2 separate regions of the Homo sapiens genome follow, and region 2 is linked to region 1. Evidence: chromatin loops called from intact Hi-C (ENCODE). Cell type or tissue: MCF 10A. All regions are shown on one strand. Each heading gives the region's core, and the rest is flanking DNA. Links, peaks and the distances in the headings are about the cores only. Region 1 holds the start of LOC101926953 (a long non-coding RNA gene). Region 2 has its middle 280 kb from the start of LINC02024.

Region 1 (8,348 bases), core at 242-8,241:
CTCTGATTCCCTCTGAAAAAAAATAGTTAAGTGTCCAAGATACTAGTTTTTATAATTAAACCTCACACAGGATTGTAAAGGAAATTTTCACATACTTTTCAGTGTCTTATCATTACTGCTGTCACTAATGCTGCCATCATTCTATACAAAAATTATTTCCTCTGGGGCCTTTCTGCTTTTGACAGTGGTGATGGCTCTATAGATTAATTATGGAGCTTTGCTTCCACACGGCACCACATGTTTAACATTCATATTTCTTCCTGAAGGAAAAGAAATATTTTTGACTAAAGTTTTTAAACTATAGTATTTAACTGCTGGTTTGCGCGATTCATCAAGTGTTTTCATAATCTGGTTACTCTCTTGGACTTGTAGAATTTCAAATTAGGAAGGCTAGAATTGTAAATTACTTTTGCATATACAGGCTGGGCCATATGTGTAAAGGAAAGTAGAAAAAAATTAAAGAAATGTCTTAGATTGCTGAAGGGAAATAAAGCATCCACAATTCAGAATTGCTTCAAATTATGTGGCTATTTGAGTTTTAAGTTTTATTCTGAATGATTTATTTTCTCAAATGCATATTAGACCACCAAGAGTCTTAGACTTGTGAGGATCTCAGGTCATCTGAACCTAAACTTCAGTGCTATGCAGTTTTATGTGTCATCCTTCTCTAGTAATGAGCTAGCCTATGTCTGAACACTTCCCTCAAATCCAAGATAGTCTTCATTCTGTCTTTGGATGAATTTATTAGAAAACACTTTCCTCTTTAGACCTCTATTCTCGCTTCTGGTATTTGCCAGCCTTGATCTTTTCTCTCCTCTGTGAGACTCTCAGTTGTAGCTTTGGAATTCTATTCTTGGCTGGGCACGATTGCTCACGCCTGGAATCCCAGCACTTTGGGAGACTAAGGTGGGTGGATCACATGAGGTCAGGAATCCGAGACCAGCCTGACCAACATGGTAAAACCCTATATCTACTAAAAATACAAAATTAGCCAGGCGTGGTGGTGCATGCCTGTAATCCCAGCTACTTGGGAGGCTGAGGCAGGAGAATCAATTGAAGTTGGGAGATGGAGACTGCAGTGAGCCGAGATCATGAAATTGCACTCCAGCCTGGGCAACAAGAGCAAGACTTTGTCTCAAAAACAAAATAAATAAATAAATAAAATAAAATAGAATGCTATTCTTAAACACTAAATATATTTCTCTCTGCCTTTCACATTCATCAAATGATTGAACTAATGTTATTAATTCTCAATATATCGCCTACGTAACTACTAGGAGTTTACTTGAGAACTTGACTAGATAACCCAACATACCTACTTCTGCAAAAAGACACAATCTTAGCAGTTCATGGAGGGGAGAGGGCAGACATGCTGTTTCACTTCCCCTAGCAACGTTCTGATTCAATTTTGATTGAGCAAAGTTATGCCAGGACAAATAGCTGCAGATGTTCCTTTTTTCAGAAAAGTATCACAGGACTGTACTTCTTTTAAAATAGTTTTTTTTTTTTTCTTAAAGTGATTACCTGTTGTTCTCTCAGGAATGGTCTTTCCTAAAGAAGCTCTGGCTTGCACATTGATTTCAAATTACAAAAATAAAAACTGAGAAGAAGAGAGAGAGAAAAGTGAAGAAAAGAGTAGAAGGAAAGAAGAGAGGGAGACAGGAGGAAATGGGAAAAGAAAAAAGAAGAATTAATTGAGATTTATCTTGGATGTAGAACTAACCTAAATTCATAACTCAGAGAGTAAAAAGATTTAAGCAAAAATAGTTTTGATTCATAATAGGAAGCTGAGCACTTTATACGTGGCCAATGTTGTTCTAAGGGCTTTAAATATATTAATCTTCCTAGTCTTTCCTAAACCCATTGAAGTAAGTTTGATCATCCCCATCTCTGCAATTGAGGCAACTGAGATGCAGAGAGGTCAAGTAATTTGCTTAAAATAACTCAGCTAAGAAATGATGGGGCTGGGAATTGAGCCCAGGAAATACTCTTTCAGAGTTTACACTTTTAATAACACCTCCACCAACAACAATAGCGAACATTTACTGGTCATTACTAACTATCAGCTGCTCTTCTAAATATTTAATCTCACAAAAAACTCTGGAGCAAGTCAATATTATTATTCCCTATACGTAAAGAAACAGAGGCATCAATATGTTAAATCACTTACCCACATTCACACATCTAGTTAGTGGTGGTACTGGGATTCATATCCAGCCCTGCCACTATGCTAGAGAGATAAATTGTCACCAGGACCTTCAAGATAATGGTGGTCTTGTGGATAAAAAGGGTAAGCACCTAAGCACTCAGCATATACTGCACTCCAAAATGGTGTGTGAATATTTAGCCACATATCCGTGAGTAAAAATTATCATAATGCAATCTGATTACAGAAGCACAGACAGGACACTGAGTAGTTTATCTGATGAGGGACGATAATTTTTGTCTCAGAAAGTCTAGATTGAAGATATATAGAGCAGACAATTGAAAAAGTGAAGGAAGGAAGCAAAGGTTTAAAGAGCTTTCATTTTCTAGTCAAGTTGTCTTAAGAAGGAGATAGTTCTGGAATTTGGGGAAAGCAGAATGGCTAATTGAGGTTGAACATGAATCTCTATAGAGCCAGGAACCCTGATAAGTCCTGTACTAAGACATTTTTAGGGTGCTCACCTGATTCTCCTTGCACCTTTCTCTACTCTTTTATGTTTAGGCTTTATTCTTATCCCAGTTAGATTTTGAGAAATTGAGTCAGAGAATCAACAATAATGCAGACATTTTAAATAACAGGTCTTTCTTTCTACCCATCTCCCTCATCCTCAGTCTCAGTTTTCCTGACTGACATTAATCCATGGTTACTAAAAAGCTTGCAGTCTCCCAACTCCCCCACAAGAGAGGGGGCTTTACTATATATAAGTCTTTACTTGGTCAGTTTTGCATTGGACCTGAATCCATAATGTAACTTCTGCATCAGTGCCCCCGCTGCTGTCTTTTATGCCTCTCCTTCCCTGTATGCTTGAGTGCAAAAAGTAATTTCTACTTCCTCCTTCCCTTGTGAAGCTCACATCAAACCTCTCCCTCTTTGAATCTACTCTTGCTTTAATTAGCTATACCAGAATTTTCCACACCTCTCTGGGGATGGATATCACATTAAATAAAATTGATGTTCTCCCCATGAGTTGCCAGTTTCTTATTTTTCCAAATAAATTTAATAAAATATCCCATTTACTATCACTAAATTTCTTGAATGAAAGGGCAGTTTTATTTTCAAAATATAGGAACAACACCATCTCAACATAAAGGAAGTTCCCTTACATCAGAAAGCAATTGCCATCACAAAAATATTTCAAGGTTGTTTTCCTTTATCATCACACGGCAGCATTTGGGAAACGTTTAGCTAATTACCTGTAGGTATGCTCAAATAGGCATAGCTTTCTGTGATCAATTATAAACTACCTCTTAGCAAAAGTCATTTCTTAAGGATTTGTGCTGGTACATGACTTACCCATATCATTGTTTCCACAGCTCAAAGCAATGAAGTCATAGTCTCACAGATCATTCGTGTTTGGGAACCATTGAAATCATTAAGTCTTGGTCATTTTTTCACTTGAATTTAGGGCCATATAATATCTTTTGTGGATTAACCAGAGCTAGTTATTTCTGAGTCTCATTTTTATTTATCCTTACTCTATGTCAGGCCCTATGTTAGACCTGGGGTTTACAAAGAGGACTAAAGTGGCATCTTTGTTCTTGGGTATTCGCTAACTCAACTTCACACCTAACTGCCTGCCTGCCCTCTGGACATCATTACTCCACTACATCTCATTGACTCTCACAGCCGAGCTGAGACTTACTAGTGAGGTGAGTCCCAGGGAACCCTTGAATCAAAGGAAAGAATAATGAAAAATTACTGAGCACCTACTATACTTAGGCATTTCACATAGCATATCAGTGTATGTTTTTTGTATTATCAAAAAAACCTTTTGAGTAGGTACAGTCTTCAATAATTTACCGATGAGACAGCTATCTAAGAGAGGTTCAGAAACTTGTCACAGGTTTATTAAGGGTAGCCTAAGGACTGTTCTCAAGTTTTGTTTGTCTGATTTCAAAGACCCTGAGTTTTTTTTACACATCTAGCTGCCTTTAAGAGAGGAGAACACAAAGACCCAATTTGTATACCTAGTGGAAGCTGAGCCACGCTTGATTTCTATTATATCCAACCTTTATGTTTACATGATTACCTTCTGCTCTTACCTTTGGTATTGTTCGCTTGCTGCTATTTACCTAAAACATCTGCAAAGCTATTTTAAATCAGGATATAGGTTTCAGTTCATATTTTACATCTTCAGTGAAGCACTCCCTGACCACTCCCCTATATAGTTACCTTCTCATCACTATTCCCTCTTCATGTTATATTTTTTACCACTTACTGCAATCTGTAAGTATCTTATACAATTGCTTATATTCCTAACATAAAGAGTAGTATCTAGCACAAAACATGCCCTTGATAAAATTATTGAGGTACATGTATTTTTCAGATAAAATTAGCATTGTTATTTTTTATTAGAATACCGCATCTTTGAAAATTCTAAGTATTCTTTTTCTCACAATAGATACGTTTCTGAAGAGTTCTATAGTTTTCATGCTTTTAAAAAATAAACCAAAATATGAATTTGAAATTATGTAACACATGTAGCAATTTTAAGAGACCTATAAACCTTAAGCAAAAAAAACCCCTATGTAAATAGCCTTCTTTCAATAATTTACATTTATATGTTTATCTTATAGGAATGTATCTTCCACATCTCAAAAATGACACATATTTATGATGTCTCAGTTAATGAGGAGAATTAGGTATTCAGTTTCTAGTAAGTAATGAACATCTGGATGCAGTTCTCCTCTGCTGTCAGCAGGGGTCTCAAAAAGCCTTTTACCCATCAAAATGTCTATTAAAAATTAGTGAGTTGTTTTGTTGTTAACAAAATGGAACACACATACTCTAAAATTTGTTAAATGCATTTTGTTAAATCTCTGTATCTTGTTTCTAAATGACACATGTTTGGTTTTGCTTATGTGTATTGATAACTGTTATTTAATATTTACCTAGCACTAAGTTGATAAGTATATCTTAACAAGCATCAGAACACACAGTGTGAAAATAGGACTGATTTGTGTTTCTTGAGGTTCTTAACATATTTCCTGTGTTTAAACAAGTCCAAGGAATTGCATGAAACTAATAGAATTGGTATAACAACAGCCTGCAACTCTTCAGTCTAACTCTTTCTAAATTATTCAGTGACTTGTTTGGGAAGAAGCCGATCGCACTTGCCTTGTAGAAAATGTTTTCTTCTCCTTTTAGCTCAGTCCCAACAGGGCCTGCCAGGCACAAAAACTGCCTCCTGGATGCCCATAAGCATTGCAGTCCTGATTTTAGGGAGGGTAGCAGAGGTCCCAGCAGCATTTTTACCTGCCTTCTCTCACATTTCAATAGTGTTGGCATTTCCGCTCTTCTCTCCATTCCCCAGCAAAAGGTGAGAAAAGTCTCCGTAGCAGACCACCTCTTCCAGAGTTGTTTTCTTCCCATGCACTCACCGATGTTTGCTTGTTATTCACACTGCCCTCAAGCCCTTTCTTCAAGTCGCCCTATGTTTTCACTCCCATTATCAATAGGAATTCAAGCTTGCAAATAATCAGCAGAAAAGTTAGCATTTCCAAAGCCCATTTTTACATTCACTTTCATAAGATTTCTGATAAGGAATCCTCCCAAATTAAGTGCTGATTGTTGTTGGTATCCCCTCCACCATTTTACTATATCTATCTAAAAAATGGATGAAAGGATGGACAGACGAATGGATGGATGGATAGATTAAAAATAGATACATATGAGTAAATATACTCATACTACCTGTACATATAGATATATGTATTTAGTAAATATATACTATATATGAACACACTATACATGTAAGGTGAATATATGTATATATATTTAATAACTCTAGTTTTATCTCTTTATCAATTTGTCCATCTATGTAGTAAATCCTAGGGACGCCAAGAATTGGCATTTCTCCCTCTGTGCTGACCATTGAACTGGGTAACGATGGTCAAAATCCTGCCTCCAAAACCTCATAATTTATCAAACATTACAAAGTTCAGCACACAAAAATCTCATGAGCACTTTCAAAATGATATGTAGCTAAATTCAGACACTGTGTAAAGTGCATATGTGCTGAAAGGAATAAAATAATAACACCATAATGCTAAGGTGATGTTCGATTTATAATAGAAGATATCCCCATGAAAATGTGTTGTGAGTCCAATGGGAAAGGAATGGTGTATTAGTCTGTTCTCATGCTTCTAATTAAGACATACACAAGACTGGGTAATTTATAAAAGAAAGAGGTTTAATTGACTTACAGTTCCATGGCTGAGGAGGCCTCACAATCATGGCAGAAGACAAAGGAGAAGCAAAGGCATGTCTTACATGGCGGCAGGCAAGAGGGCTTTTGCAAGGGAATTCCCATTTATAAAACCATCAGATCTTATGAAACTTATTCGTTACCATGAGAACAGTATGGGGAACCGCCCCCGTGATTCAGCTGTCTCCCACCAGGTCCCTCCCACAACACATGGGAATTCTGGGAGCTACAATTCAAGTGAGATTTGGATGGGGACATGGCAAAACCATATCAAATGGGTCAATCAGTTTGTCATAGAAGAAGAACATCCATATACAGAGAGAAAAAGGATGCAGCAGGGATGCAGAAGTTGTGAAAGAAAGCTTAAGGAATGTGAGAAGTCTCACAGTGGCTTGAGTCTCTCAACCTGGCTTGAGTCTCCTAGACTTTCTCATCTTCGAGAGGATATGGGCTCTGTCTAGTGGATTCCACACTTGTGAAGAGCTACTAACTCAGGCAATGCTAATCGAAAAAGCATTGTCAAATTCATTCTTTCACTTATTCTTTCATTAAATCACTTTCTCCCTTGTTCATTAAACTGCAAGCACATATCAGCCTCTTTTTTTCCATTGGGGTTTGCAAATGCTCTTCCTTCTGTTTAAAATGTTTCTTTCCCCATATTTTATCACATGAGCCTTATTCTCCTTTCTCAGATCTTGTTAATAATTGTTTTAAATCCTCAAAATGGCTTTTCCTGACCAAATTTTATCACAATATCTTGATCATTTTTCACAGAATCTCAAAATTTTCAGTTATTTATGCATTTTATACAAATTCGTTGTCTGTCTTCCCCAGGGGAATGAAAATGTATGAAAGAAGGAATATTTGTTTTCTTTGCTACTGTGTGCTCAGGGCCCAGGATGGTGCCTGGAACATAGTAGGCATTCGATAAATATTGGTGTTAAGTGTGTGTGTGAGTGAAACCATGTGAGTAAGTATGAAGATTCAAACTAAAAAAAGTCTTTTTGCAGAATCAAAAATAAAAATTGAATCTCCCCATGTCCAGAAGAACAGTAATTCCAAGTGCTTATACATAAATTATGTTAGGCATTAAAATTATATATGGTCGGTAGATAAATATTTAAAATACAAACTGATGCATATACTTACAGGGACATCACTCCCTATTTCTCAAAGGTACAAGTAAATATATATGTATATGTTAAAGAATTATAAGCCTCCTGGGATATTGGAATCAATATTAGAAGATATTAGAATGTCCCTGTCTTATAAGATTAACATACTCATCTTTAAAATACTCATTCTAGTCTACAAGATCTGTCATCATTAACAGCAATATCAGCATCATGAATATTTATTAATTACTTACAAGGAGTTGTACACTGGTTTAGAAGTAATCCCTGCCTAAATGGAAATTTGCAGGCTATAACAAATGACATTTGTATGGGTGACAAGGTGAATTTCTATGAACCAGCAAATGTCCAACAACAATTAACATATCATTAGATTATGCCTGTGTTCACACTTCCAGTCTCAATAAATGGTTCACCTCATTATCTAATGGTTGTTATTGAATATTAGTGCTATCTCATACATCAGAGCAGTTGTCTACTGAAACAAGTAAACTTGCGAATTGAATATGTGCTTCCTGATTTATTCCCAAGAATAATTTCTATTTTCTACCATGTTATCCTAAAGAGAATCTAAGCTCCATCAGGGCAGAGGATTCACTTATCATTTTCACAGCTATATCTCCATCTCCTCCCACAACTGTGGCTTATAACAAGTTAGGGGCAATACATATGTGTTCAACAAATGATTAAGTTCAGAAATTTTAGTCAAATATTGAGTGCTATTGCATGTCAGACAGTAGGCTAGATACTTTATATTTATTATCTTATCTAATCTTCACTACAAGTCTACAACTTTGTGATG
Region 2 (8,348 bases), core at 144-8,143, 310 kb after region 1:
GAAAAAGAAGAGGAAAACAAGCTGAGAGAGAAAGAGAGAGAGAGAGAGAGGATTGGAAGTTAATATTTACTGGTGCTTCCCTGAACCTTGCATATTATACGAAATTTCCAAGGATTCTTTGTCTAGGCTCTTCTAGGATTCTTAGCCTATGGCCATCCCAAGCTCCATCCAGCATCAGCATCCTCACTGTTACTCTCTTTTCATTACATAGAAGTCCCAGGGCAATTTCTGTCTCCCAACATTCAAGGACATCAGACAGAAAAGAACATATAAAAAGGAAAATTAGAGCAACCTAGCAAATGCTGATACAGGAATTGGTGTGCTGGGGGAGGGGAGGGTTGCAGCGAGACAGATCTTTGTCCTGGGCCTCACAGCACTCACCCCACTCCTTAGTAGAACCTCCCTCAGTCCACGAGGAATCAGTCTCCCCCCGCCCACATGGCAGTGGCAATGTTCTGCTCTAATTTTGATACCTTAAACAAGACTGCAAGGGAAAAAGGGAAGGAAGCTAAAACTGTTTTGAGCACCTACTACATAACAGATGTTTCCTAACACATTACCATTTAATTCTCACTGCCCTGTGCCATAAGCGTTATTATCTTCTTATCACATTTGTAGAAAATAAGCCTCAGAGAATTTCTGTTACTTTTTCAAGTTTTCATATAAGCAAGGCACAGAGGCTAGACCCAGGACATTATGTCTCTAAAGTGCCTGCTCTTTATAAGATGTCAAATCTGTGACCTGGTTATGCTTCAACTGTAGGGTTTTATTCATTCTAATTAGAGCTGCTAGAAGTTAGACTTTGCTTCTGTTTTTTTTTCCTCTGCAGAAGCACATAAAGACTTATGCTTCTATAAGGCCAGCAGGGGAAAAAAAAATTTCACTGTTGTGGATTTTCTTTCCAGACTAAATCCTAAAGAATTTTACTTTCAATATTTTAAAAAAAATAAGTAATATATACATGTTAAAGAAATATTAGGAAATGCATTTGAATAAAAAGAGAACTCCCCTTCCCAAAAATAATGGCTCTGATTCCACGAGCCATAGACAGCTAGTGTGAAAATTATGGTGTGTATTTTTTCATGTTTAGTACATATTCATAAACTAAATTGCCATATACAGAATTTTGCAAATGGGTTTTTTCATTTAATATTATGTAATTAACATAACAATTGTATGTGAATAGATATACATCTACAGCACTGTCTTTTAATAGCTCCAGAGTATGCTGTTGTAAAGATGTCTGTAAAATGTATTTAATCATCCCAGACTTTACAGGGACCTGAAAAAAATGTATTTAACCAGGCATGCACCTGTAATGCCAGCTACTGGGGAGACTCAGGTGGGAGGATCACTTGAGCTCAAGAGTTCAAGGCTGCAGTGAGCTATGATCATGCTATTGCACTTCAGTGAGACTCCATCTCTTAGAACAAAACAAAACTTATTTACTCAAATTCTATTGTTTGACATTTAGGTTCACTTTCTGCCCCCACTACATTATAAACAACAGTACAAAGAACATTCTCACAACTAATTCTTTGTGAACATTCTTAATTGCTTCTTTATTATAATTTTTTAGAAATAGAAATTACTTCACCCAAATGTTACACCTATTTTTGAAACTTTTGATAAGTATTACCACATCTGCCTCAGGAAACTTGTACCAATTTACAGTTCTGGCAAAACCTTTATCAACATAAGGAAAATCATTTGCTTTTATCATTAAGATTTAATGAGAAAAATAGTCAACTTATTCCAATTTGTATATTTTACTTTTAATTTGCTTTAGCAGTACATATTTTTCTTATAAAGTCTGTTCATATGACTGCTTTTCCCAATTTGTTATTTATATTTTACTATTATGAAAGCTTACATATTTATGTTTTAAATGTTTTATTCTTTTCCATTTTTCCTAATCTTGTTTTCTAATCTTATTTTTCGACCTTGGTGTCATTCTGAGGAAAGTCTTTCTCATCTCAGAATTATGCAAATGTATAACTGTGTATTCTAACTAATGATCCCTGAAAAGACATCCTGGCCCAGCCAGGTTGTAGACCTGAGGATCCAAATTTTTGTCTCTATTTCTTCTCCTATGCTCCTCAGGACTATTTTGGAAAGGCTGATGAGCTGGAAGGACATTGGTGATGCCATCTAATCATTTATGAATACACAGAGCACGGAGTAGGATACAAACTTGTATCCCTCTGTGGACATTTAGCTTAACAGCTTCATGGGAACAGTGGAAAAGAGAAGGAACTATTGTTTTTACCTAAGGTAACTGCACAAAGAATGAACTCCCTTTCAGCTCCTAGAGCTTCAATCCCTGGGCTTTGTTTCTCATAGACCCTGGAGAGCAGCTTGTATATACCACAGAAGAATGCCTCCCAAAGCCCTGCTGAGGCTTGCCTTCAGTGGTATCCTTCCAGTCCCACAGCAGGACCTTTGCAATTACAAACAGCCTTGAGAATTTCCTCTGAGGGTGGCTGCTCCACCATAACCCAGAGGAGGGCTTGAACTCTTTGTAGATGTATGTCAGACTAATTCAGTGAAAGGGCAAGTTTGCGTTCATCCTTGATTCCAGATGACAATGAATCACTCTCATGGGTGCACTATGTTGAAAGAAAATTTCCTTAAAAATATCCCAGTGTTCCATTTTCACATTTTTGAGACCCATTCAAACTGTATATTTTTCTTCCACAGGAACTTTTTGTTGCTTTGGATTACTGCATTCATCAGCAAATATTGAACTCCTTAATGTTGACATGGTGTTCTTCCTTTAGAAGAAAACCCTGGTCACCTATTTAAGGAGAGTTTCCTAATTAGGCTAGCTTACCATGTTTGAACTGTCAGTATCTCATGATACCAGAGAGTATGCACTACATTGGGCAACTCTTTTGTATTTTCCAGGGATTTATAGAATACGTTAAATATCTGGGTTATTTTTCAAGATAATGGGGTGATTTCCAAGTCACCAAAACTGCAAGAAGAAGATAAATTTTGTAATCAAATAGAGATTAATCTCAACAAATTTCCAGGATAAACTTCAATTTCCCCATTTGTAAAATGGATCTATCATATGGTCATTATGAGGATTAAATGATGTAAGCATCTGGGATCACAGAGCCTCAAATGTACTAGAAGGTGTACAATGAATCTAATTGTTCATTTTTGTTCATTCCTAGCAGTTGTCCTTTCTATGAACAAAGTGTCCATGGAAAGTGGGAGACCACATTTTTCCCCAAGGCAGCTCCAGTGCACCCTTTACCCACATCCCCAGGATTTAACCCTTTCTTTACCACCCAAACCTCCTAAGCTCCCAATGCCCCCGAAGAAAGAAGAAGAAGAGGAAGAGGAAGAGGAAGAGGAAGAAGAGGAAGAGGAGGAAGAAGAAGAAGAAGAAGAAGAAGAAGAAGAAGAAGAAGAAGAAGAAGAAGAAGAAGAAGAAGAAGAAAGAAGGAAGAAGGAAGAAGGAAGAAGGGTCCAACTTCTTCCAGCCCTCCAGCCATTTTTCTTGCCAATTCAACACAAAAACAGAGCATGACAAAGGGTGGGGTGGCAAAGAGAGAGAGCAAGTTGCAATATCTCAAAAATATGCAACATACATTTTTCCCCAATGAGTAGATTGAGACTATTCCTGCTATTTAAATGCAAATGGGGTCAACACTTCCTTTCTCATAGTCTTTTTCTTCTTAAACTCTTATTCTTGAATTTGACCTTGGAACCTCTGAAACCCATTTCAAGAATTCAAAGTTTTATAAAGTGTGATTTCCTTGAAAGCAAGGGAATTGTCTTGTTATCTTATATTCCTAGTTACCAGCACAAGGCCAAGCATATGGGTCCTGAGTGTGGAATATAAATGTGAGTTGTTCCACTTATTTAAACAGAATGAACTCTTTATATGTGAACTAGAACATAACAGCGTGGTAGTTTTCATAGAAACAACAACAAACATTTAAAAGCAGCTTTTTCATCTTCATAGGGCCCATGTGTATTAAGTCCTAACATTTTTTTCTGTAAAGTAAACATGGTATGTGAGTACAAGGAATGAGTTTTAGAGTCATACCAAATAATAAGCCGTAGACAGGAGCATATGTGAACCAATGAAGAAGGAGCCCAATGTGTAGGCAAACCCTAGGCTCCAGAACCCTAAATTTTTTCTCTGGACCTTAACACCTGTCACTACTGTATAAACAGAGTCTGATAGCCTAACTAAAGATAAGTATATAATTTATTATAACTGAATAACTCTCAATCATTGGTGCAAGGGATATAATAGAGTTAAAAATTAAAAAGAAGTATAAGACATAACTCCTAACCTCTTTACTTTAAAAAGGCATAAATGAGAGATTTTTGTGCTTAATTTATAAAAGCCATCTGGCCCTTTAGTTAAAGATCATGCTTCTGACCTGGTGGAACAGCTGATGATTCCCTCCTTATTCATCTTTCAGCGGCCTATGTTTAGCAATTGGCAGAAAGCCTTACGTAGAATCAGGTGAAAGCTACACAAAGAAACCTGGTCTAGTTCATTAACAAGACAGCCCCATTGAGAAAGGTAGATCCTCAGACATTTAGGTTATAGGATTAAATTGCATCTTTCCTTCCTCTTTATTCCAGAAACTTTATGACTATTGGGAGCCATGAAAGAGCATTTTCTGATGTTTATTACGTAGTCATAACCATATGTTTCTCATTAGGAAATCAGCATTTTATTTCCATTCATTGTATACCATTTGTTCTGTGATTTATCAGCCCTTTCCTTCCCTCGTCTTAGTCCTTGTATCTGTGGTCTGTGGATGAAAGTGGGCTTAAGGAGAGGAGGATAAAGGAAGGAGGATTTGTATGGGTACAACCCTGCTAGTCGGCTTGGTCTCACTGGGAATGTCTGTCAATAACTTTGTCTTGAAAGAACGAATGTGTCTCAATATCTTCACCTTAAAAATGAAAATTATCCTAGAAAATCTTGAACAAAGTGTTTGATTTTACCTCTAAATGAAAGCCAGGGAGAGCTCAGGGCCAGATTTTGCAAAAGTTGTTTGACCAGGCAGAAAGATAAAGGGAACAATGGCTTTCTTGAGCTAGGGTTCTCATCAACACATTTAACCAGTGTGTGCCCAGCACTGCCATCTATACCTCAAGTTTGGTACTGTAAAGTCTAGGCAGGTAAATATAATCATTATATCCTTATTGTGTATGCAAATCACTGTGCAAAGAATCAGTTATTATGTAGTGATTCAATATATAGAATTCAATCATAGACATGTTTATTATGTGTACATTATATATAAGATACTGTTCTTGGTTTTCAGATTGAATAATTGAAAAAGGTATAATCTCTGCTCTGAAGAATCTAAAAATGAAAGGGTCAGATGGACATTCATAGAGATATCTATAAGAAGCCAAGTATGTTAATTGAGAATAAAAATATACATGAAATGAAATAGTTATATAAAAGGGAATGGACAAATTCAGATCTCACCAATGCCTTTGTCAAGCTTACATTCCAAAGGGGGAGAAAGACAGACACATAAAAATACAGATAACATAAATATTATGACATTTTTAAAAAAACTTAAATTGACCTTGATAAGCCCAAACGTTTGTATGGATGAGTGCAATATGCGTGTTGGTGTGTTTGTGTGCGTGCATGTGTGTGTTAGGTTAAGAATATCTCAACATTAATCTGCATGGGCGGAAAAGTAAAGGCAAAATACGAAAAGCTGATACTTATACCCAAGGTAGCTGAATGTAAAGATAAGACTATTGTGTTCCCCTTGAAACAGGAAGAAGAAACTGTTTCTCATTTTATTTTCCTTCTCCAACTAAGAGATTATCATGACATATGAATAGCTGTAAGCCAATGTGATTTTAGGATACCAAACCTGGTTGTCTACTCTGTTCCTTCACAAGTACTGCATGACTGTCTAACAGTTTCTAGAGGAAAGGGGTGTCTTCTGGGAACACTATTCTCCCCAGTATTTACTAGATCATAGGGTTAGCATAGTGCTAATAAGAGAAAATATTTTGAGTACCTTAAAATTTTGTATAGATAACAGGAAACATCATCATAAAAATAATTATTAACAAACTTCTCATGGTAACTGTTGAACAGATATATAATCATCCAAGTTTAATAGATAAGAAAACTGAGAATAATGTGAGTTTGCATGTGTTGCCTTGGGTTACATAAAAGGTTAATATATAGGCCAGGAGCAGTGGCTCACGCCTGTAATCCCAGCACTTTGGGAGGCTGAAGTGGGCAGATCACCTGAGGTCAGGAGTTCGAGATCAGCTTGGCCAACATGGTGAAACCCCGTCCCTCCTAAAAATACAAAAATTAGCCAGACATGGTGGTAGGTGCCTGTAATCCCAGTTACTTGGGAGGCTGAGGCAGGAGAATCATTTGAACACAGGAGGTGGAGGTGCAGTGAGCCAAGATCGTGCCACTGCACTCCAGCCTAGGCAACAAGAATGAGACTCTCTCTCAAAAAACAAAACAAAAAGTTTCTTTCCCCTGATCCTGTGCCATATCCCCATCATTCTTGAATTAACTCCAAAATTCCTTCCTCTTACCTGAATACTTACTATTCTTTTCACTGATTCTCCCTATGTAATCCTGTTGACAATATTTGACCCTTTTCTTGTCTATGGCAGTAGACATTATTATCAGTAAAAGTTCTAGGGAAAGTTAATGGTTGTGTACTAAAATACATTTATTTTTCATAAATGAACTAAAAGTAATTACACTGAAACATTCTCTAACAGTATTAAGTTTACTAGTAAAGTGTGTTCAGTAAAACTGCCAGAGCCTTAGCACTCCGTGAATTTGAGAAACAAACAAGCAATACTGCTTGAGTGCCATTAACAATATTTGTGTTAGGAATAAGATCTTGGTCACTTTTGGACAAGGAGAATTTATCAGTATTCAGGCAGCATTTTACCTCATTGCTGGGAACCTTCTGAGATGGGACCTTGAGATGTGAATACCTGAAACTCTTGCTCTTCTTACACTAAGAAATGAAGCCCTGGGCCACAGGATCTCATTGTCCTTCAGATGCAGATGTATTTTAATTCATCATATCTCCATAACCTGACGTTGGCTCCAGCTCTGAAATGCAAATCTCATTCCCCATGCCCCTGCTGCCTCCTCAGAGGTGACTTAAAAGAATACATAGACAATACCTCTGACAATCCTTCCTTTCAGGAGATCTGAAAGGTGAAGGACTTTGTAATATATGCTTTCAATTCTGTTGCCATAGTCCACTCTGACTTTCACAAAACACATATAGGTCAGAGTACATTAAATTTGATTAAAACTGTGGATTTTGTTTATACTAGGAGAGCATTTTGAGCTCACTTAATGGATGCCTTCACAATCCTGATACCAATCAGTGAAAAGTGCAGAGTGTGCTGCAAAAATCAATATACCATTCGCTTTGGACATTTCAAAAGAAAGACAGAGTTTCTGAAGTTAGAAATATGTTTGTCCCCAAATAATTCATTTTAGCTCTACTTCCAGAGCTCTCTTCCTTTTTTTTGTGGTGTACCTGTGTGCCTGTGTGTGTGAGACTGTGTTGATTAATGCAGACATTAGCAAAATGAAATCCCCAGATAGGGCACCCAGTTTAGATCAGAGCAGGTGCTAAAAATGTCAAGTGAATGAGCACACACTATTTATCTTCTCCTATGACACTGGTCATGCCATTTAGCAGCAAAGGAAAACACTAGTTGCCAGCATTATTTTCAACAGTTATTGCATTATTTCTTGCCAGGAAAGTATGCGTTTTCAGTAACTGCCTCTTCGAGTCCATATGCATAAAAATATTTCAGTTGTAAATGGCCTGATCACTGAAGTGTGGAAGGAGATCTGATTCAGTATTGAGTACATAAATAAACAAAACTTTTAGGTAAGAAACAGTAAGCTCAAAACAATTAAGTAATATAAGAAATAACCCTTTCAGTGCAGGATAACTACATTTTTATATTTGGTAGCTCACTGCCATCCTGTTTATAAGCTTAAGTTTTAGTTAGTTTGTTAACTTATACTATTGAAAAACTATGAAACACGATCACTTCTCCCTTTGAAAAGATTTTATCTTTCAGTTTATTGCAACATCTCCTCTTAAAAATTAAGTTTTAAATTTTTTTTTGGCAAATGCAGGCCAGAAATCAAGTAAATATTAATAACTTCATTATTTAAAAGTTACTTCACAGGAAAATATTAAGCCATTGTTTTGAACTGTCCAGATCACTGTATGAATCATAATTATTTCACAATTAACCTTATGTATTATATCACCCTGTTCCTTAGATAAGTAATAGTATCATTTGGGTAAGAATGCAGTACCATT

The links. A loop is a pair of places that touch in the nucleus more often than their neighbours do. Peaks named below come from ENCODE experiments on the same cell type or tissue, not always from the same donor. Only the 100,000 strongest peaks of a DNase experiment are listed, where the experiment ranks them.
Region 2: it touches region 1 in a loop (6-fold over the local background); 4 of 110 quality-filtered maps call a loop at or near these places.

The regions. Positions count from the first base shown.
Region 1 is chr3:117,716,078-117,724,425 of GRCh38, reverse strand. LOC101926953 (a long non-coding RNA gene) reads right to left here and starts at 4,493. Exons shown (of 5, transcript NR_188507.1): 1 at 4,249-4,493. RefSeq lists a silencer at 1,265-1,434. In MCF 10A, for the core only: a CTCF peak has its summit at 4,904; no DNase peak of the experiment used is centred there.
Region 2 is chr3:117,404,287-117,412,634 of GRCh38, reverse strand. No RefSeq gene overlaps it. Among named protein-coding and RNA genes, the nearest start is that of LINC02024, 280 kb to the left of the region's middle. In MCF 10A, for the core only: a CTCF peak has its summit at 5,108; no DNase peak of the experiment used is centred there.